Regions from separate parts of the Homo sapiens genome. Here region 2 is linked to region 1. Evidence: chromatin loops called from intact Hi-C (ENCODE). Cell type or tissue: right lobe of liver. All regions are shown on one strand. Links, peaks and the distances in the headings refer to the core of each region. The heading gives the core; the rest is flanking DNA.

What was found. A loop is a pair of places that touch in the nucleus more often than their neighbours do. Peaks named below come from ENCODE experiments on the same cell type or tissue, not always from the same donor. Only the 100,000 strongest peaks of a DNase experiment are listed, where the experiment ranks them.
Region 2: a loop joins it to region 1, with 4 times the contacts of the local background. A loop is called at or near these places in 5 of 110 quality-filtered maps.

What each region holds. Positions count from the first base shown.
Region 1 is chr21:14,619,815-14,631,012 of GRCh38, forward strand. It overlaps a transcript of SAMSN1 not described here. Among named protein-coding and RNA genes, the nearest start is that of SAMSN1-AS1, 43 kb to the left of the region's middle. In right lobe of liver, for the core only: no CTCF peak of the experiment used is centred there; no DNase peak of the experiment used is centred there.
Region 2 is chr21:14,679,790-14,690,987 of GRCh38, forward strand. No RefSeq gene overlaps it. Among named protein-coding and RNA genes, the nearest start is that of SAMSN1-AS1, 100 kb to the left of the region's middle. RefSeq lists a silencer at 4,625-4,734 and enhancers at 6,943-6,992, 7,013-7,112. In right lobe of liver, for the core only: no CTCF peak of the experiment used is centred there; no DNase peak of the experiment used is centred there; H3K27ac peaks cover 3,118 bases.

The DNA.
Region 1 (11,198 bases), core at 2,153-10,152:
TTGGAAGACAAAAGGTATGATCTGATGGTAATAAACTGGAGGGAATTTAGAAAGGCCTGTTTGTTCAGCTTCCTCTTGGCGTCTCTGTGTGACATCCCTTTTCTCTGAGTATAGAGCAGAATACCTGTCATTTGAGAGCCTTCAGAGGAGGAGAAGGGGAGAGTAATTCAGAGAGTGATCTTCTTAGATTTTATGGCCTGCTTCAGGGTAGAAGGAGAGAGGGGGAATTATAATTCTATGGCCTGTTTCAGGGGAGAAAGGGGCAATGGAAATTTCGGTTTCTATGGTCCACTTTAGGAGAGAAGGGGCAAGAGAAAGTCAGAGATATCTTCCTGCTTCTGCTGTTTTCTTAATTTCCTTCACTTCAAGATAGTCAATGATATGGTTAGGCTTTGTGTCCCCACCCAAATCTCATCTTGAATTGTAATCCCTAGGTGTTGAGGGAGGAACTTGGAGGGAATTGGGTCATGGGGGTGGTTTTCCCTATGCTGTTCTCGTGATACTGAGTGAGTTCTTACGAGATGTGATGGTTTCATAAGTGGTTAACAGTTCCTCCTACTCTCTCCTGCCACCATGTGAAGAAGGTACATTCTGCCTACTTCCCCTTCTGTCATGACTGTAAGTTTCCTGAGGCCTCCCTCACAGTGGTTTGACTATGAGTCCATTAAACCTCTTTCCTTTATAGATTGCCCAGTTCTGGATATTTCTTTATAGCAGTGTGAACATGATCTAATACATTCAGTATGCCAATGTGTGATATTTTAAGGTAGCATTTCATGTACCCCTCATTGTTTTAGATGCAAAAAAGAATTGCAAGTAGTCTTTCTTTCAATTATCTATCACCAGTGACTGTTGATCTCAGAATCCTATTGAATTCCATTTTTTTAGCTTTAAAGATTAAATGAGTTAACCTATATAAAATCCTTACATGATGTCAAACACACTGGAGATACATATAGATGACATTTCTTATTAGATACATTGTTTATTAATAGTTAGATAGAATTCTGATTTTGAAGTGAATTGAACATGGGTACAAACACATATGTAAATATGTATAACACACATATAAATTCCTATTAAAATAAGCTAATTCAATTTCTATTTTGTTTAATTCATTCTCTTGCAAAAATGAAGATTGTTCACTTGCATAACTAAAATGGTTATATTAATATTAAAATACAGTGATTCCAAAAATGCCACACGCAAACTGAATAAGTATGTTTCTGGATATTTCTTGGCTTCCTATGTTTCAACAAATTTCCTACAGATTTTCAAAGAAGACATGACAGTTTATTTTTAAAATTCCAGTAGACATGTAGCAAAGAGGATGATTATGAAACTTCAAAGGTAATAGACAGGGTGGTTCCAAGATGGCCGAATAGGAACAGCTCCAGTCTACAGCTCCCAGCATGAGTGACACAGAAGACGGGTGATTTCTGCATTTCCATCTGAGGTACTGGGTTCATCTCACAGGGGCTTGTCAGACAGTGGGTGCAGCCCACTGAGTGTGAGCCGAAGCAGGACAAGGCATCGCCTCACCTGGGAAGCACAAGGGACCAGGGAATCCTCTTTCCTAGCCAAGGGAAGCTGCGACAGATGGCACCTGGAAAATCGGGTCACTCCCACCCTAATACTGCACTTTTCCAACAGTCTTAGCAAACGGCACTCCAGGAGATTATATCCCACACCTGGCTCAGAGGATCCCATGCCCATGGAGCCTCACTCATTGCTAGCACAGCAGTCTGAGATCGAACTGCAAGGTCACAGAGAGGCTGGGGGAGGCTTGAGTAGATAAACAAAGTGGCTGGGAAGCTCCAACTGGGTGGAGCCCACCGCAGCTCAAGGAGGCCTGCCTGCCTCTGTAGACTCCACCTCTGGCAGCAGGGCATAGCCAAACAAAAGGCAGCAGAAACCTCTGCAGACTTAAATGTCCCTGTCTGACAGCTTTGAAGAGAGTAGTGGTTCTCTCAGCATGGAGTTAGAGATCTGAGAATGGACAGACTGCCCCCTCAAGGGGGTCCCTGACCCTCGAGTAGCCTAACTAGGAGGCACACCCCAGTACGGGCAGACTGACACCCCACATGGCTGGGTACCCCTCTGAGATGAAGCTTCCAGAGGAAAGATCAGGCAGCAACATTTGCTGTTCAGCAATGTTCTCTGTTCTGCAGCCTCTGCTGCTAATACCCAGGCAAACAGGGTCTGGAGTGGACCTCCAGCAAACACCAACATACCTGCAGCTGAGGGTCCTGACTGCTAGAAGGAAAACTAACAAACAGAAAGGACATCCACACCAAAACCCCATCTGTACATCACCATCATCAAAGACCAAAGGTAGATAAAACCACAAAGATGGGGTAAAAACAGCAGAAAAGCTGAAAATTCTAAAAACCAGAGTGCCTCTCCTCCTCCAAAGGAATGCAGCTCCTCGCCAGCAATGGAACAAAGCTGGATGGACAATGACTTTGACAAGTTGAGAGAAGAAGGCTTCAGATGATCAAACTTCTCCGAGCTAAAGGAAGAAGTTTGAACCCACCGCAAAGAAGCTAAAAAGCTTGGGAAAAGATTAGACGAATGGCTAACTAGAATAACCAGTGTAGAGAAGTCCTTAAATGACCTGATGGAGCTGAAAACCATGGTACAAGAACTACGTGACGAATCCACAAGTTTCAGTAGCCAATTCAATCAACAGGAAGAAAGGATATCAGTGATTGAAGATCAAATGAATGAAATGAAATGAGAAGAGAAGTTTAGACAAAAAAGAGTAAAAAGAAATGAACAGCCTCTAAGAATTATGGGACTATGTGAAAAGACCAAATCTACATCTGATTGGTGTACCTGAAAGTGACGGGGAGAATGGAACCAAGTTGGAAAACACTCTGCAGGATATTATCAAGGAGAACTTCCCCAACCTAGCAAGGCAGGCCAACATTCAAATTCAGGAAATACAGAGAATGCCACAAAGATACTCCTTGAGAAGAGCAACTCCAAGACACATAATTGTCAGATTCACCAAAGTTGAAATGAAGGAAAAAATGTTAAGGGCAGCCAGAGAGAAAAGTCAGGTTACCCACAAAGGGAAGCCCATCTGACTAACAGCGGACCTCTCAGCAGAAACTCCACAAGCCAGAAGAGAGTGGGGGCCAATATTCAACATTCTTAAAGAAAAGAATTTTCAACCCAGAATTTCATATCCAGTCAAACCAAGCTTTATAAGTGAAGGAGAAATAAAATCCTTTACAGACAAGCAAATGCTGAGAGAATTTGTCACCACCAGGCCTGCCCTACAAGAGCTCCTAAGGAAGCACTAAACATGGAAAGGAACAACCAGTACCAGCCACTGCAAAAACATGACAAATTGTAAAGACCATCAATGCTAGGAAGAAACTGCATCAACTAACGAGAAAAATAAACAGCTAACATCATAATGGCAGGATCAAATTCACACATAACAATATTAACCTTAAATGTAAATGGGTTAAATGCTCCAATTAAAAGACACAGACTGGCAAATTGGATAAAGAGTCAAGACCCATCAGCGTCAGTGTGCTGTATTCAGGAGACCCATCTCACGTGCAGAGACACACATAGGCTCAAAATAAAGGGATGGAAGAAGATCTACCAAGAAAATGGAAAACAAAAAAAGGCAGGGGTTGCAATCCTAGTCTCTGATAAAACAGACTTTAAGCCAACAAAGATCGAAAGAGACAAAGAAGACCATTACATAATAGTAAAGGGATCAATTCAACAAGAAGAACTAACTATCCTAAATATATATGGACCCAAAACAGAAGCACCCAGATTCATAAAGCAAGTCCTTAGAGACCTACAAGGAGACTTAGACTCCCACACAATAATAATGGGAGACTTTAACACCTCACTGTCAACATTAGACAGATCAACAAGATGGAAAGTTCACAAGGATATCCAGGAATTGAACTCAGCTCTGCACCAAGCGGGCCTAATAGACATCTACAGAACTCTCCACCCCAATTCAACAGAATATACATTCTTTTCAGCACCACACCACACCTATTCCAAAACTGACCACATAGTTAGAAGTAAAGCACTCCTCAGCAAATGTAAAAGAAAAGAAATTATAACAAACTGTCTCTCAGACCACAGAGCAATCAAACTAGAACTCAGGATTAAGAAACTCACTCAAAACTGCTCAACTACATGGAAACTGAACAACCTGCTCTTGAATGACTACTGGGTACACAACGAAATGAAGGCAAAAAGAAAGATGTTCTTTGAAACCAATGAGAACAAAGACACAACATACCAGAATCTCTGGGACACATTTAAAGAAATGTATAGAGGGAAATTTATAGCACTAAATGCCCACAAGAGAAAGCAGGGAAGATCTAAAATCAACACCCTAACACCACAATTAAAAGAACTAGAGAATCAAGAGCAAACACATTCAAAAGCTAGCAGAAGGCAAGAAATAACTAAGATCAGAGCAGAACTGAAGGAGATAGAGACACAAAAAACCCTTCAAAAAATCAATGAATGCAGGAGCTGTTTTTTTGAAAAGATCAACAAAATTGATAGACTGGTAGCAAGACTAATAAAGAAGAAAAGAGAGAAGAATAAAATAGACACAATAAGAAATGATAAAGGGGATATCATCACCAATCCCACAGTAATACAAACTACCATCAGAGAATACTATAAACACCTCTACGCAAATAAACTACAAAATCTAGAAGAAATGGATAAATTCCTGGACACATACACCCTCCCAAGACTAAACCAGGAAGAATGTGAATCCCTGAATAGACCAATCACAGGCTCTGAAATTGAGGCCATAATTAATAGCCTACCAACCAAAAAAAGTCCAGGACCAGATGGATTCACAGCCAAATACTAACAGAGGTAAAAGGAGGAGCTGGTACCATTCCTTCTGAAACTATTCCAATCAACAGAAAAAGAGGGAATCCTCCCTAACTCATTTTATGAGGCCAGCATCATCCTGATACCAAAGCCGGGAAGAGACACAACCAAAAAAGAGAATTTTAGACCAATATCCTTGATGAACATCGATGTAAAAATCCTCAATAAAATAGTGGCAAACCGAATCCAGTAGCCCATCAAAAAGCTTATCCACCATGATCAAGTGGGCTTTGTCCCTGGGATGCAAGGCTGGTTCAACATACATGAGTCAATAAACATAATCCAGCATATAAACAGAACCAACGACAAAAACCACATGATTACCTCAATAGATGCAGAAAAGGCCTTTGACAAGATTCAACTGCCCTTCATGCTAAAAACTCTCAATAAATTAGGTATTGATGGGATGTATCTCAAAATAATAAGAGCTATCTATGACAAACCCACAGCCAATATCATACTGAATGGGCAAAAACTGGACGCATTCCCTTTGAAAACTGGCACAAGACAGGGATGCCCTCTTTCACCACTCCTATTCAACATAGCGTTGGAAGTTCTGGCCAGGGCAATCAAGCAGGAGAAAGAAATACAGGGTATTCAATTAGGAAAAGAGGAAGTCAAATTGTCCCTGTTTGCAGATGACATGATTGTATATTTAGAAAGCCCCATAGTCTCAGCCCTAAATCTCCTTAAGCTGATAAGCAACTTCAGCCAAGTCTCAGGATACAAAATCAATGTACAAAAATCACAAGCATTCTTATACACTAATAACAGACAAACAGAGAGCCAAATCATGAGTGAACTCCCATTCACAATTGCTTCAAAGAGAACAAAATACCTAGGAATCCAACTTACCAGGGATGTGAAAGACCTCTTCAAGGAGAACTGCAAACCACTGCTCAATGAGATAAAAGAGGACATAAACAAGTGGAAGATAATTCCATGCTCATGGATAGGAAGAATCAGTATTGTGAAAATGGCCACACTGCCCAAAGTAATTTACAGATTCAATGCCATCCCCATCAAGCTACCAATGACTTTCTTCACAGAATTGGAAAAAACTACTTTAAAGTTCATATGGAACCAAACAAGAGCCTGCATTGCCAGGACAATCCTAAGCCAAAAGAACAAAGCTGGAGGCATCACGCTACCTGACTTCAAACTATACTACAAGGCTACAGTAACCAAAACAGCATGGTACTGGTACTAAAACAGAGATATAGACCAATGGAACAGAACTGAGACCTCTGAAATAATAACACACATCTACAATCAACTGATCTTTGACAAACCTGACAAAAACAAGCAATGGGGAGAGGATTCCCTATTTAATAAATGGTGCTGGGAATACTGGCTAGTCATATGTAGAAAGTTGAAACTGGATCCCTTCTTTACACCTTATACAAAAATTACTTCAAGATGGATTAAAGACTTACATGTCAGACCTAAAACCATAAAAACCCTAGAAGAAAACCTAGGCATTACCATTCAGGACATAGGCATGGGCAAGGACTTCATGTCTAAAATACCAAAAGCAATGGCAACAAAAGCCAAAATTGACAACTGGGATCTAATTAAACTAAAGAGCTTTTGCACAGCAAAAGAAACTACCATCAGAGTGAACAGGCAACCTATAGAGTGGGAGAAAATTTTTGCAATCTACTCATCTGACAAAGGGCTAATATCCAGAATCTACAAAGAACTCAAACAAACTTACAAGAAAGAAACAAACAACCCCATCAAAAAGTGAACAAAGGATATGAACAGACACTTCTCAAAAGAAGACATTTATGCAGCCAAAAGACACATGAAAAAATGCTCATCACTGGCCATCAGAGAAATGCAAATCAAAACCACAATGAGATACCATCTCACACCAGTTAGAATGGTGATCATTAAAAAGTCAGGAAACAACAGGGGCTGTAGAGGATGTGGAGAAATAGGAACACTTTTACACTGTTGGTGGGACTGTAAACTAGTTCAACCATTGTGGAAGACAGTGTGGCGATTCCTCAGGGATCTAGAACTAGAAATTCCATTTGAGCCAGCCATCCCATTACTGGGTATATACCCAAAGGATTATAAATCATGCTGCTATAAAGACACATGCACACGTATGTTTATTGTGGCACTATTCACAATAGCAAAGACTTGGAACCAACCCAAATGTCCATCAATGATAGACTGGATTAAGAAAATATGGCACATATACACCATGGAATACTATGCAGCCATAAAAAATGATGAGTTCATGTCCTTTGTAGGGACATGAATGAAGCTGGAAACCATCATTCTCAGCTAACTATCACAAAGAGAAAAAACCAAACACTGCATGTTCTCACTCATAGGTGGGAATTGAACAATGAGAACACATGGACACAGGGTGAGGAACATCACACACTGGGGCCTGTCATGGGGTGGGGGTAGGGGGAAGGGATAGCATTAGGAGATATACCTAATGTAAATGATGAGTTAATGGGTGCAGCACACCAATATGGCACATGTATACATATGTAACAAACCTGCACGTTGTGCACATGTACCCTAGAACTTAAAGTATAATGAAAAAAAAAGCAATATAAACACCAGGAGAGCTTGATAAGACTTGGAGCTAATGTTAGGTGCATAAATGCATATACCCCAATAAAAGTCATATAAACATTTAGTCTTCCAAAATTTTTCACCAAATTTTACTTCCTCATAGACTCCTGGAAAACAAAAGGACTCTCTTGTTCTCTGAATACTCTCCATCCTTGCCTCAATTTAGATATGCTCAAGATGGAAGCACTCAGAGTGTGACTTGATCTGACTCCAAACTGATCTAGAATTGAAGGCTGTTAGGAAGACTATTCTCACACATACTTGTACTTTGAAAGGTGGTTCTACAAATTGTCTGGAGGCCCATGGCCAATATCAACAGGGTTTTGTGAGGAAAGAGATCCCCCTAGTAGCAGTGAGCATTGTCATGCACAGCATGAATGCTCAATAAATGTACTAAATTGAACTAAAATTTTTAACAAATATGAGGATACACTAACATCAAATCAAAAACAAAAAAAAGTAAAATGATGCTGCGAGCTTCTCAGGGCATAATTAATAGAAAGCTATTTCATATTATCTTCTTAAGGCTAAAGGAAGCATTTTGGGAGTTAACTACGAGGATAAGTGATTCTAGGAAATGTGATACAGAAAAGGGGTTTGTGTTCCTGAGACTTCTCCCTTGTCTGGGGAGCACCATTTCTCCTTCCATGTTGAATATCCTCACCCAAAAAGTGAGACAAAGTTTGCTCTAGTCCAGCAATAGACAGGATGGTACCAGGAGCTGAAATTATTTTTATAGTAATAGAAAGAAATTTCTGCAATAAGACTTAAAAATATCAATTAAAACAAAGACAAATATACACGATGAAACACAACAGCATCCAATCAATGGGATAGGAGATTAAAATCATTTCATTAAAGGTTACAAATTATGCTGGATAGAAAGAATAACTTCTAGTGTTCCATAGAACTATAGGATGATTAACAATAATATATTATAGTTTCAAATAGCTAAAATAAGGATGTTGAGTGTTACCAACCCAAAGAAATGATATTTGAGATGATGGACGTGCTACTTACTCTGATCTGATCACTATACATGATATATATTGAAATACCACTGTATACTCCCCAAATATGTACAATTATTGTGTCAACTAAAATATGAAATAATAAAATAAAACAATTTTAAAATTAAAAAAAGAAAAAGTTCATAGACTAATTTTTCAGTGTATCTAAGGCAATCAGAGAGATGAAAAAATATATATTGAGCTACCAACTGTATTTTCAAAACGAGAAGATTTATGTGACTGGTAACAAGTCATCACAAATGTGAAAAAGTCCTACTGCCTTCCTCCATACCTGATTGCAAATGAATGGAAAAATTCCAGTGACAGAAAAGTCTCCCAAGTTATGAATGAGATCACTTTGGCAAAGGGGAATGTTGGTAAATGTCAGAGCCCAGTCAGTTAAAAAGCAAGTTACTAAGAATGACAAGGATAAAATCCTATCCTTTTTGTGATTTCTTGATTTTACACATTTGCAGAATAATAACGGTGGAATACATACAGTATCAAGCATAGTTCTAAATGCTTTTTGTGTAGTAATTAATTTAATCCTCACAACAATCTGTAGGGTTGATACTATTACAATTAACCTCAATTTATAGGTAAATTTATAGATGGGTAAACAGAGGCACAGAGCAGTCAACATTCTTGCCTAAGCTCACACAACTAGTAAGTGATAAAACTAGGGTTTTGTGCGTGGTGTCTTCACTACTACCTGATACTACTTCTATGCTTGACGGCATAGATCCAAAATCTACTGATCATCTAGGTCAGAAATTTCACAAAGAAGCACTATTAGCCAGAAGGGAGATTAGCTACAAAAATGCAGAGAAATGTAATACCACATGTCACTACTAAATAACTCAGAAAGAACACCCTTCTTCAAGCCCTAATACTAATAATTTAGTACTATTTGAAGACAAGTGTGTAAACAGCACACTGATGTGTTTTAAAGGTATTAATTATTTTGTAGCTGCCATCATCATCATCAAAGAATGCCCAGCAATTTATGACAGCACAGTTAATTAAAAGCGGACACTTCAGGAACCAATGAATTTAGATGACAGTCTGTGCATTAGAGAGCCCCCTCAGCATATTACTGTAATAATGTTATGGTTCTCAGGGAAAACAGATTTTATCCTCCTGTGAGAATAAAATGAAGAAGGAAAAGCTACAATCAGCTCTTTCTGATGGGAAAAGTAAGGCTTGCTTGCCAGCCTGTCCAGCTCCTGTCTTCAAGAAACAACCCCATACAGCTAGTGAATTCTGCTTTCTCTAAGAGGGTGGTGTACAGCATCCACACACAGCCTCTCATCGCAGGGCAGGTCCTGTAGCTTATAGCGCCTGGAGAATGCACGGGGCCATAATCCATCAGGAAGAGGGCTGGTAAATTGCACGAACTTTGCCATTTGTCTACTAGTGTGCGAAGAGAGCTTTATATCAATCCTAAAGCAACAAACTCTTCTCAGAGCACTATAAATATCCAGGATGGCAAAACAGGTTACCTAGGGGATGGTTATTTGCATTATAAAAGATTCCTCCTTTGCAAAAAGATTCCCTTCCAGATGTCTTAAAACAGAGGTCTCTTAAGTGTCCTTAAATGTGATTTATAAAATTATATTTACACAAGGTTTTAGAAAGGGAAAGAACAACTAATGTTTATTAAGTGCCATGTTTCCTGCCACTTATTATCTTCTTTAATCTTCATAGCCACAAATGAAACAAGAGCAAGCCAAGCAAACTTGCAAAAAAATGTGATAGGAAATCCGATGGGTAAAAATGTCAAATTCCATCTTTGCAATGGAAAAGCACTGAACTGGTACCCCAGAACCTGGCTTGCTCTCCCAGGGCTGCTACTAAACTGGACAAGACCCAGGAACCCACCCACAGCTCAATCAGGTGTCCATGTATAAAACGAAGGCTGATGAACAGGAACTTTAAAATCCCTTTCTGTAGAAACAATCCATGCTTCCTGATCTATAGTAGTTCGGTCCAATGTCAGTAGTGATGACAAATGCTTTTAAGAGAAAATTAAAGTAGGAATGGGCTTTTTTGCTTTACAGCTTTTTTTTTTTTTAGAGATGATTAAAGAGATAACCATGGCTTTCATCAGATTCAATTAGTAGTTCTCCTGTAAGCCTAGGAAATAAAAAAAAGAACAGAGCACAATTAACCTTCATCTATTGATTTCATTTTATTTTAACATAAGTCTCTATTTACGGGACGAAACCAATTAAAACTACCAAAAGGTGTTCATATGTGAATTGGTGGCAGAAGAACAGCTGTATGTAATCATAGATATAACAGGAAACAATAAAAATGAAAGAAAAGTGCAGTCTTTTTAGTCAACGTAATCTGTGTTTTACATATTGGCTTGTTATGAGTCATTACACAATCTCAAAGTCAAGGAAAAGATTACGTGCACTGTTTTGACATTGACTCCTCTTGTCCATAGTTTGATGAAGACCTAGCTGATGGATGCCATTGTTAATCTCATTTTCTTCCTTTAGTGTCTATGTTATTAATAGCTATGTCAATGTTGATGATAATATAAGACAGAACAAAAAACTCTCAATTTTAATAGTTTAAGCCAAGTAAGAAATGCAGTTAAGTGGTTAGAATACCAACTTGGGAGTCACCTACTTTGACTTCTCCATTACTCACCTATTCTAAGATGACATGTCACCTTTC
Region 2 (11,198 bases), core at 2,065-10,064, 60 kb after region 1:
TGGCAGCAGGCAAGAGACAGTGTGCAGGGGAATTCCCCCTTAGAAAACTATCAGATCTTGTGAGATGTATTCACTTTCATGAGGACGGCATGGAAAGACCCACCCCCCCATGATTCAATTACCTCCCACTGGGTCTCTCCATGACACGTGGGGATTATTAAAATTCAAGGTGAGGTTTAGGTGGGGACACAGAGTCAAACCATATCAATGACCGTGGCACCTACTTGCCTGCCAACTCCTTTCAATCAATAGCATAATCCCTTCCTTTTAGGAACTGGTCAAGGATCTAATTTTAAGTTGTCTTTTTTTCAATGCCCTGTCTCAAGCCCAACCAAAGCAAGTGATATTAAATAGGGAAAGTGTAAAACAATGGTATGCAACCTCACTGCACATTAGAATCACCTGGGGAACTCATAAAACCTATGGATGCCTGGACCCATCCAAGATTAATTAAAAGAGATAAAGCCCAGGAATTTTAAAATTCCCTCCAGGTGATTCCAATGTGACTTCAAGTTTATGAACCACTGACCCAGCGGCATAGGCATCGCCTGACAACTTGTTAGAAATGCAAATTCTTGGGCAAAAATGCAAATTTTTGTTTCAGACTCACTGAAACAAAAATCCTGTGGGTGATGTCCAGAAAGCTGTGTTTTAACGACTCTCCAGGTAATACTAATACTAAAATTTGAGGACCCATGTCCACCTATTTTCACTGATGCTTTATCTGCGTGTTTTTAATCTATATTCTAGCTCCCCAGAGAAATAGCTAACAACCTCACATAGATATTATGCCTAACCTTACACTTTTACTAAAGTTCACTACAGAAACCCAATGAAAAGAGTGGGCTATATGTGATTTAGAATTCAAAAGCCATAGATTCCAAAGCAGTTTGCCCATTTGCTAGAGAGGTTACGTTCAGCAAGTTCTTAAAAGTCTCCAAGTGTCAGTTTTCTCAGCTTTCAATGAGAGTAATAGTAGTACTTATAGCAATGAGCTGTTGGGAGGAAAAAATCAGAATACCGACGTAAAGCTCTAGTATAACGTCTCATATATAATAGCACTCAGGAAAGGCTGGCTCTATAAAGAAACTTTCTGAAAATTTGAAAATATATAAATAAATAGAGAAAAACCTGGAAAAGATTGTATCAATTAAAACAAATCATTCTCAGGATTTAAGACTAGAAAATATCCTGACCATATTAACTCCTATTAGTCTATGAAAGATGTACGATAGCTCATTGTTTCTTTCCCATCAGAGGTGGTTAACATGAAGGTCAGAACTGGGCACCAAGCTATAAATTGGTAGTAACTTTACTGAACTTAGTTATTATTTTTTCATATTACATGCACTCATTTATAATATAATTTAGCTCCTTATCTGTAATGTTTGTTTCAAAACAAATCTGTGTATTATTTTAAGAAACCACAAATCCTTTTGAAACAAAGGCAAAATGTGAAGAAATGATTAATCGTGTTGCCTTAGAAAAATCAAGAACCATGGAATACTGTGCAGCCATAAAATGAATGAGTTCATGTCTTTTGCAGGGACATGGATGAAATAGAAACCATCATCCTCAGCAAACAAACACAGGAACAGAAAACCAAACACTGCATGTTCTCACTTATAAGTGGGAGCTGAACAATGAGAACACATGGACACAGGGAGGGGAACATTGCACACCAGGGCCTGTTGTGGGGGAGGAGAGCAAGGGAAGGGATAGCATTAGGACAAATACCTAATGCATGTGGGGCTTGAAACGATGACAGGTTAATGGGTGCAGCAAACCCCCATGGCACATGTATACCTATGTAACAAACCTGCACATTCAGCGCATGTATCCCAGAACTTAATAAAATAAAATAAGAAAATCAAGAACCACTATGTCCGTATCTCATAAAAATCTTTGAGTCTGTTTCATAATATTCCTTCTTGGGGTAAATTTTGTTGCTAGAAAATTTACTTTCAATGGTCCCTCTTTAACAAAAAACAGTAATGCTCACTCTTTTAAAAAAATAAAGTAAAAAAAAAATTATTTCTGCCAACCCACCAGATTTCACAATGGTAATGTGGGCCAACCACAAATCAGTTATTGTGTGCTCCTTCAATGTTCCCCTCTGTGTATATTTGAACTGAGATTACTAAAATAGATAAATGTGCATTTTTTATTTTATAAATAGTTTGTACAGCTCTGTATATAGTATTCTTTGTCTATATGTGTGTTTGTATTTAAGGATATGTTTATGTTTTTCTCTCTCTAAATGATAGAATTGTGGATTTAATTTTCTACTTTCTAATTGCTGTATTTTCAATTGTTTTCTGAAACAGTATATGTTGCTTTTTAAATCAAGGGAAAATACAGATAATTTAATGCTTTTTAGAATTTCCCATTAAAATAATTTCCATTCAGGAACAAACTAGAGAACAGTCTGAGAATGTGTGATGGTTGTTGTCATCCCAGTACTCCTATTCAGATGACAGGCCTGATTCATTCTCCTGCAAAGAACTTCTGTGTATCATTGTCTGGCATGCGCTTAAGGAGTCGTGATTCTCTGCCCATGTTTTCACAAAAGTAATTCTCCACTCATACTTTCTGAAAACTCTCTACCTTACTATATGCAAGTTGGGTGGATATTGTGTGGCACATGGAAAACTCTATTGTTTTGCAAAGAATATGGGAGAAGATCATTTAGGAACAAAAATGCTATTAATTATTCTGTCAGATATACAGGTGAGATTTATGTGAGTTTAATGTTGTCTTTTTCTCAGCTGTGCTATCCCTGACCTAGAATTCTAGAAATAATAGATTGCTAGATAAAAGGCTGATCATGCATCTCCACATCTACTTTTTGCCAAGCCTTTAAAACTAGGCCAAATATCTTACTCTTTCAAAAAGTTGTCACATTATAAGTGAAAGCTCTAAAGAAAGGCTTTTGTTTTACAGCCTAGATGACTGAGTGTATCTAACATGTCTGTACATAAACGTAGTTGTATGGGTACCATTGAACCAATGTTCAAATTAGATAGACACTTCAAAGACATTAATATGTTATTGTAACCTAGAATTAAGAAAGGAAGTTCAGACTAAAAGTTTATACAGAAATATTCAGTAGAAAACTGAAAACATTTTTAGTTATTTAAATTTGCCTTAAAAATAAACCTACAAAATGTGGATCAAGTAGGGGGATAAATATATGACAAGAATAATATATTACATATGTCATACTTTAGTGTCTCTGAATATTTAGAATTAATAATTGTGGCTATAAAATGGTTATAAAAACTGTTTTAGCTAATTAAATTTATAATTTTAGACAATAGTAGGGTTACATTTTTAGCTTAACTAATCTGTAGATTCCTCTTCCTGTTAACAAAAGCAAAAGAAAGAAAGGAAATGAGGAAGAAAGGAGGGAACAGGGAGAGAGGAAGGAAAGGAAGGAAGTGCTGTGGTCTGAATGGTAGTGTTCCCCCAGAATGTGTGTTAGGACCTAATACCCAATGTGATAGTATTAAGAAATGCAGCCTTTAGGAGGTGATTAGGTCACCTCTTAAATTAGGTTAGTGCTTATAAAATGAGGCCTGAGGGACCCTGTTTGGCTGTTTTACCAAGTTAGGACACAGAGAAGGTGCCATCTATGAGAAACAGGCCCACATCAGACACCAACTCTGCTGGCACCTTGATCTTGGACCTCCCAGTCTCCAGAACCATGAGCAATAATTTCTGTTGTTTATAAATTACCCAGTCTAAGGCGTTTTGTTATAGTAGCCTGAATGGAGAAAGCAAAAGAGGAAAGGAGAGAGAGACAGAGAGAGAAAGAGAGGAGAGAAGAAGGAAGGAAGGAAAGAAGAAAGGAAGAAAGGAAGGTAGGAAGGAGGGAAGGAAGGAAGGCAGGGAGGGAGGGAGGGAAGGGAAGGGGAAAAAAACAAACAAGCGAGAGGGAGGGAGGCAGGGAGGAAGAAAGGAAGGAGAGAAGGAAGGAGGGTAGGGGAGAGGAATCTATTTCTTTTCTTTGTTTTTTGAGACAGAGTCTCAGTCACTCTGTCACCCAGGCTGGAGTGCAGTGACATGATCTCCACTCACTGCAAACTCTGCCTCCTGGGTTCAAGCAATTCTTATGCCTCAGCCTCCCGAGTAGCTAGGATTATAGCTGCATGTCACCACACCCAGCTAATTTTTGTATTTTTAGTAGAGACGAGGTTTTACCATGTTAGCCAGGCTCGTCTTGAATTCCTGACCACAGGTGATCTGCCCTCCTAGGCCTCCCAAAGTGCTGAGATTCCAGGCATGAGCCACCGTGCCCGGCTGGGAGGAATCAATCTCTTAAATGTAGCAAGGGCCTTTTGAAATCTAAATAAAACACAAAAGGGCAAAACATTGACTAGCCGAACACTGGTCTTCTGACCCATCTGGGGTCTCAGCCTGGGCTACACTGAGCTACTTCTTGTGGTGCCTTGAAGTCAGTTAATTTCACTTCCTGTTTTCTGGGCCACTTCACCTCTCCACTATATCCAATTAATCAATACTTTCTAGTAATACCACATCGAATAATAAAACTCACATCAGAAGCCACCATCACTCCCACCTCATTTTTAATGGCCCATGCCTTATTGACCAGCTCTGTAATTACTTACCAGGCTCACTGCATGCCATTTACTTTAGCACCAACAAACTCATTCCCTTGCTGACCGGTGTGGATATGCCACTCCCCTACCTAAGTCAGTGCTTTTTCTTCATCTAAAGTACCATATGTTAATCTGGAGTTTGAGTCTTGAAATACCTTCTAAAATCTATATACATTTGGGTTTTTCTGCATCAGTGCTTATTTTTCTTGGTTGACAATGCACTGCGTCCTTCATATTCTAAAACAGGCCTGGAATTCATTCAAGATGAATATCTTCAGAACAAAGCCAAAGACTTTAGCATAGACTGCAAGAATTATTTTTGAGATAAAGTTTCAATCTTGTTGCCCAGGCTGGAGTGCAGTGGCACGATCTCGGGCTGCCCGGGTTCAAGCAATTCTCCTACCTCAGCCCCCAGAGTAGCTGGGACTGCAGGTGTGCGCCACCACGCCCGGCTAATTTTTGTATTTTTAGTAGAGACGGGGTTTCACCATGTTGGCCAGAATGGTCTCAAACTCCTGACCTTGTGATCTGCCCACCTTGGCCTCCAAACGTGCTGGGATTACAGGCATGAGCCACTGCGTACAGTCAACTGCAAGACTTTCTATGATCTAACCCCAAAAGACCTCTGCCATTCCAGGGTCACCATCTGCCCCAAACACTTAATGCCCAGCCATATCATACTCCTTTTAAGGTCCTCTAACTGCACCAACTTTCTAACTTTTCCATGTTTTTGCACATGTTGCTTCTCCTTGTATTTTGGACTCTTCACCATCATTTATTGTCCAACTTCAACTCCCTTTTCAAAATCAAATTAGAAGTCACTTTTTCTGTGAAAGTTTCTCAGCCTCCACTATGCTAATATGCAGTTGATAGCTTTATCTTAGTTTGCTGTGGTACCTGGGCATATCTCTATCATGACAATTTTCAAATAATATTGTAGGTGTGTATGCAGCTGGCCCACTTTGAAGAGTGGGCTACCAGAAAAAAGAAGTTGTATTTTATTCTTGTTGGTAATCTCAGAGTCCAGCAGTATCTAACACTTAGTAAGTGCTCAGTCAAACTTTGATGAGGCAAAGAGCATAAAGTCAGCTGAGCAAGAAGACAGAGACTTTTGATGGAAACAGAAAACTTCAGGGCCATATTTCACTCATGAAAACCATCCCCAGGGCAATAACTAATTAATAGCAGGCATTTGGTAGAGGCGTGTTGCTGAGAGTGAACCCCTTTAAAAATCGAAATGATAGAAAGTTTTTAGTTACATTATGCACTGACAAATTACTTGAGCAAAAGCTGAGAACTAACTGTCTGCTTATAGCAAAAGGAACTTGAAATAAGGAAGTGACATCCCAGGGTGCAATCACATGTTACTTAAGAAATTCAGCAGAATTTTAGCAGTAGAAAAATTTAGCAATTGAAACCAACCCTGAATAGAATTCTTTTCTTAGTTCCAATTGGCTATGTATAACCATTTACTCACAAGGCAAAATTGGAAATTAATATTAGAAATACCTATCATTCCATTTATAGTAAATAATTATGCTGGATTTTACTATATATTGAGTTGCAGATACAGTTGTTCCCAATCCATAATTATGCTTCGTTTTTTTGTTTTTTGAGACGGGGTCTCGCTCTGTCACCATGCTGAGAGTGCAGTGGTGTGATCTCGGCTCACTGCAACCTCCGCCTCCTGGGTTCAAGCGATTCTTGTGCCTCAGCCTCCTGAGTAGCTGGGATTACAGGCATGCACCACCACACTCAGCTAATTTTTGTATTTTTAGTAGAGATAGGGTTTCACCATGTTGGCCAGGATGGTCTCGATTTCCTGACCTTGTGATCTGCCCACCTCAGCCTCCCAATGTGCTGAGATTACAGGTGTGACATAATTATTCTTAATTAACCATTTTGTTGTTTGTGGTCTTATAAAATCTTTAGTTAAAAGAAAACCTGACTGTCACAATCAAGGTTCCAGGCCCCGGAATGAGGGACGCCAGATGAGAAACGAGACTTAGTGATGATTTCTATAACAACATTTATCCCAACCACACATTACATTTGTAATCTCTTAGACCTTGTAAAGGGGATTTTATTAAAACTACAAAAAGTAAACGTATATGGATCTAAATAATTAAGACAGAGAAGATAAAGTTAGCATCTGAGGCTGCAGGTAGGATGGATTTCAGCTGAGCTGGAACTAGAGCAGAAGCAACCTGTGAGAAGGGTTATAGACAGACGTGCGAAAGAAGGTGTTTAAGAAGTGTTGCAACTTTCATTTTCACATTCTCAATGTTCTCACTCTGGTTTTTGTGTGACCCCAGACTGATATGTCTTCCAAAGCAGTACCCAATGGCTGGAATTCGTGTACATTATCATTTATTATTTTAAATGTTTTCAGAGTTATTGTGATCTCTTCTGCCACACCAAATTTATGCAGAGTCCTTGGCAAAGAATGTAGTGGACTTGCCCACATTCCACTCCATTCCCTGTCCTCTGACCTTCAGCACAGACCACAGAACAATGGTTGAGAACGCAGACTATGGGAGCCAGACTGTCTGGTTTCCGGTGTCCGTGACCATGAGCAGACTGTGTGCTTTGCATTCTTCCATCTGTCTAATGGGGACAATAATAGTTCCTCCCAGGCTTGTTATAAAAATGAATAGTTACTGTCAACTCTAAGCAAAGCTCTTAGATCAGTTCCTGGAGCATCACAAGGCCCTGTATGTGCTTGCAAAATAAATAAATAGCTCCACTTTGGGCAGGTAAAGTGAAGTGTTGAGTAAATTGTTTCTTCATAGTGAATAAAGAAACGGTTATGGAATGCCCAGCATAAGCCTTAAACACATCCACTCTTCCCCCTGGGTGAAGCCAACAATGATACTAGGGGGATAGTTATCATTCCTGCCTGCAACCCAGAACTGAGGAAAGAGGACCAGGAAGAATATCAGGGCTCCTATAACCTTACCCTTTATTTTTGCAAATAAAGGAACTGAAAGAGTTTAAAGAATTTGCTGAAAGCCACACCACATATTTAGTGTGAGTCACAAACCCATTTCTTGTGACTATCAGCTTAGCTCTCTCCATTATACTCATGTCATTAGAGTGGTTATGACAGGAAAGCAGAAGAAAGGCCAGGAGTCCAGGGGTTCCTTGATGAAACACCATGGAGATGTAACAGGCAAAGAAAGAAGATGGGGCCCCAAAATATAACTTTCTCTACCAGTTCTGCCAGAACTTCTCAGACTGGCTTAAGCAAATAACTTTGCACAATTTTTTCATCAGCTAAGAGAACAGTTTATGAATGCCTTAAATAAATTTGACTATTTTTTAGCTTAATTGATAAGAAAATGCATTTCCATTTACAGAAACTAAAAGTAACCTACTTGAAAACTCAGTCCTCAAGCTTTAGAGTTTGCGTGCACTCTGTAGGAATGCATAACTGTAGGAATGGGGTTATGATTTGCCTTTGGGAATTCTTGAAGTGAGTCTGTTTACTCTTGTATTTCAGCACCTAGCCCAGTGCACAGCATTCAGTGAATATTTCTGATTTCCTATTTTAGTGTATATCAGCGGCCCTCAAACTTTACTGAACATGAGAATCACTTGGCAGAGCTTGTTAAAAAAAGGTGGATTCCCTCAATACAACCCCTAGAGGAGAATGGCCCAGCAGGCCTGTGGGGCATTTTTAACAAGGTGCTCTTGATTCTGAGGGAGGCAGTCTTACATAATGCTCAAATTGGAAATATAAATAATAAGCTCATATCAATTTGTCACCTTTAGAATTTGAACCAAAATTTCCCCCACCTACACATGCCTCACAAAGCTATGTTATAGGTGCTCTCTAACTCACACGCCTCAGGGATCCCATCAGCACCATGTTTTTTTCTAGCCAGAATTCTAATGAAATGTAAGAGTAGTATTCTCCTCATGCAAAACTTAATTCTGTCAACTCTTTCTCAATATTTGGTTATTTTTGTTAGTGAGGCTTAATTGCAGAGAGCTGTTTAGAGAAATGTTGAAGGGCTAAATTTGACATTTTCAGCACAATGGAAGATTTTTGACCTCCTGGACTAGAGACTTAGTCAATATATCTTCAAGTCTATCCTTTTGCTTGTTTTCAAATACTATAAATTAGGACAATGATCTCAGAGTAGGGCTCACATCATGAGAGGCAAGGTGACTGCGGAGCAATTATATGACTGATACTAGCCTTTGAGGACAGGTTTCCACCAGAAGGTTGTCTGGAGTCAGTATGAGACATTCTGAAAACAAGTGATGTTTCACATGCCCACAGATACACATTTAGGCCCGAATTCTCCATATTCAAAGGTCTACGGGGTTCCAGTGCTCACCTCTGGGGGCTTTTTTGTTAGTAGATTTGGCTCTCATAACAAGTGACAAGATTATGGCTGACACTCAAGTCTCTGGCTTATGTGGAAAATGTCATTATTTACAATTTTCCTCCTTTGGAAATATTAAAGAAAATACGTTTGGTGGTTTAATTATCATCAAAAAGTAATTGAGGGAGACTGGGTACATAGAACTATAGTAGGAGTTAGAAAGTGTAAATTAATCTATAGAAAAGTGATAGCTCTAGAAGGCTATGCTATAAACAAAGTAACAGACACACTGGCCACTGACAAGTTAAATAAGAAAGAACCTAACATGAATGTAAGTACAGAGTCAAGTATCTGTTGAGTGGATGGACGCAAAGGAATTTGTGGATTTACTACTTTCCTTACACCCTCTACACTTTCCAAAGCGTGACCTGGCACACTTGAATAGATTCACTGTGTGCTGAAAGAGACCACTCTTATTGCTATTTCAAGGGAAATATTTTAAGACTTGAGATATTATAGAAACCTGAACAAATAGAAAATGGAAAAAAATAATCGGAGAACAAAGTAATACAGTCTGCCCAGGCTTGAGTGAAAATCAAAGTAGCATGGTGTATTAGTCCGTTCTCATGTTGCTAGTAAAGTCATACCTGAGACTGGGTAATTTATAAATGAAAGGGGTTTAATGGACTCACAGTTCCACATGGCTGGGGAGGCCTCACAATTATGGCAGAAGGCGAAGGAAGAACAAAGGCTTATCTGACATGGCAGCAGGCAAGAGAGGGTGTGCAGGGGAACTGCCCTTTATAAATTTGATCTCCTGAGACTTATTCACTACCACAAGAGCAGCATGAGAAAAACCCACCCCATGATTCAATTACCTCCCACCAGGTCCCTCCCACAACACATGGGGATTATGGGAGCTACAATCCAAGATGAGATTTGGGTGGGGACACAGCCAAGCCATATCGCATGGTATTCATTGATATGTAAATGGAACCAATAATCAACTAACAATGATAAGCCTTGTACTGAGAAAATGACAAAGAAGAAGTATATAGGGCCCCTGTTTTTAAGAAACTTACAAACGATTGGTAGTGAAGACAACATAAATGCATATAGATTACAAAAGTGTCAGAAACAGGTATGTGCACATAACATAGGACAGTGGCAATAAAGTTCTAAAAATTAAACAAAGTTTGGACAGAGATAAACGGCCTGGTTTCATGGAAAGGGGTGTGGGCGATGTTTTAAGTGAGGGCAGTGGCAAATCTTAAAGTAGGAAAATAATAAGGCAAGCAGGATGGCATAGTTTATGCCTGGCTGCAGACGGGAGGTGAGAGTGATGTGCAACACAAAATAAGAACAGCAAGGTACGGGATGAACAAAGAAAGAGAGTCAGAACATTTTATTTTGATGCAAATTAAAACTAAGAATTCTTTTCAAGTTATTTAAAGACAGTGACATAATCAAAAGGATGATTGCAGAGGATCATTCCTTCTACTTATAATTGGAGGAGGAGAAGGAAAAAAAAGAGTTGAGTTCTGCTGACGTTTTTAATCCATTAATTTTAAGGCATCCACAAAGGACAAAGTTAGATCAAAAACGTGAAAGAAGTTCACAACATTTCATCAGATGCCCAGGAGGTCTTGGCAGTAAAAATGAGGACACCTCTGCACCAGACCATGTCGCCTGATTGAAAAAACAAACAAACAAACAAAAAAAACCTCCAAAAAAACTCTTCTTCCATGGAAACAAATAATGTGTTCCACTTCTGCCAAGGTCATTCTGCATATACAGATGGCTTAGGTGGCTCAGTGTAGTTAACTCCTCTCCTTTGGCAGGGGAACAGAGATTTCCATCATATCCTTCTCTGCTCACTGATATCTGGCCCCCAGCCTTGCTTGATCTTGATACTTTGGAAAAACTGTGTTGTCTGTTGTGGTGGTTATTTTGGTTTCTCTAATCTTAATGTCTTCTATAACAATTATTAGTGGCAACATATAGATGAAGCCAATTCAACATTACCTCGAAGAGACGAAATGCTTCATCTTTGCCAAAGATCTCAATTGCCAAAGTTAGGTGGCTGGGAGAAGTCTGTTAACACAGCTCCCCTTGGCTGGGATTCACTCCAGTGTTTGTAATTTCTCTGAAGACCCATTGAGCAACCTGGCCTGAGTTTGAATTTGTGCAAAAAAGCCTCTAACCAGGTGAGTTGCACATTGTTTCCAGCTCATTAGAGATG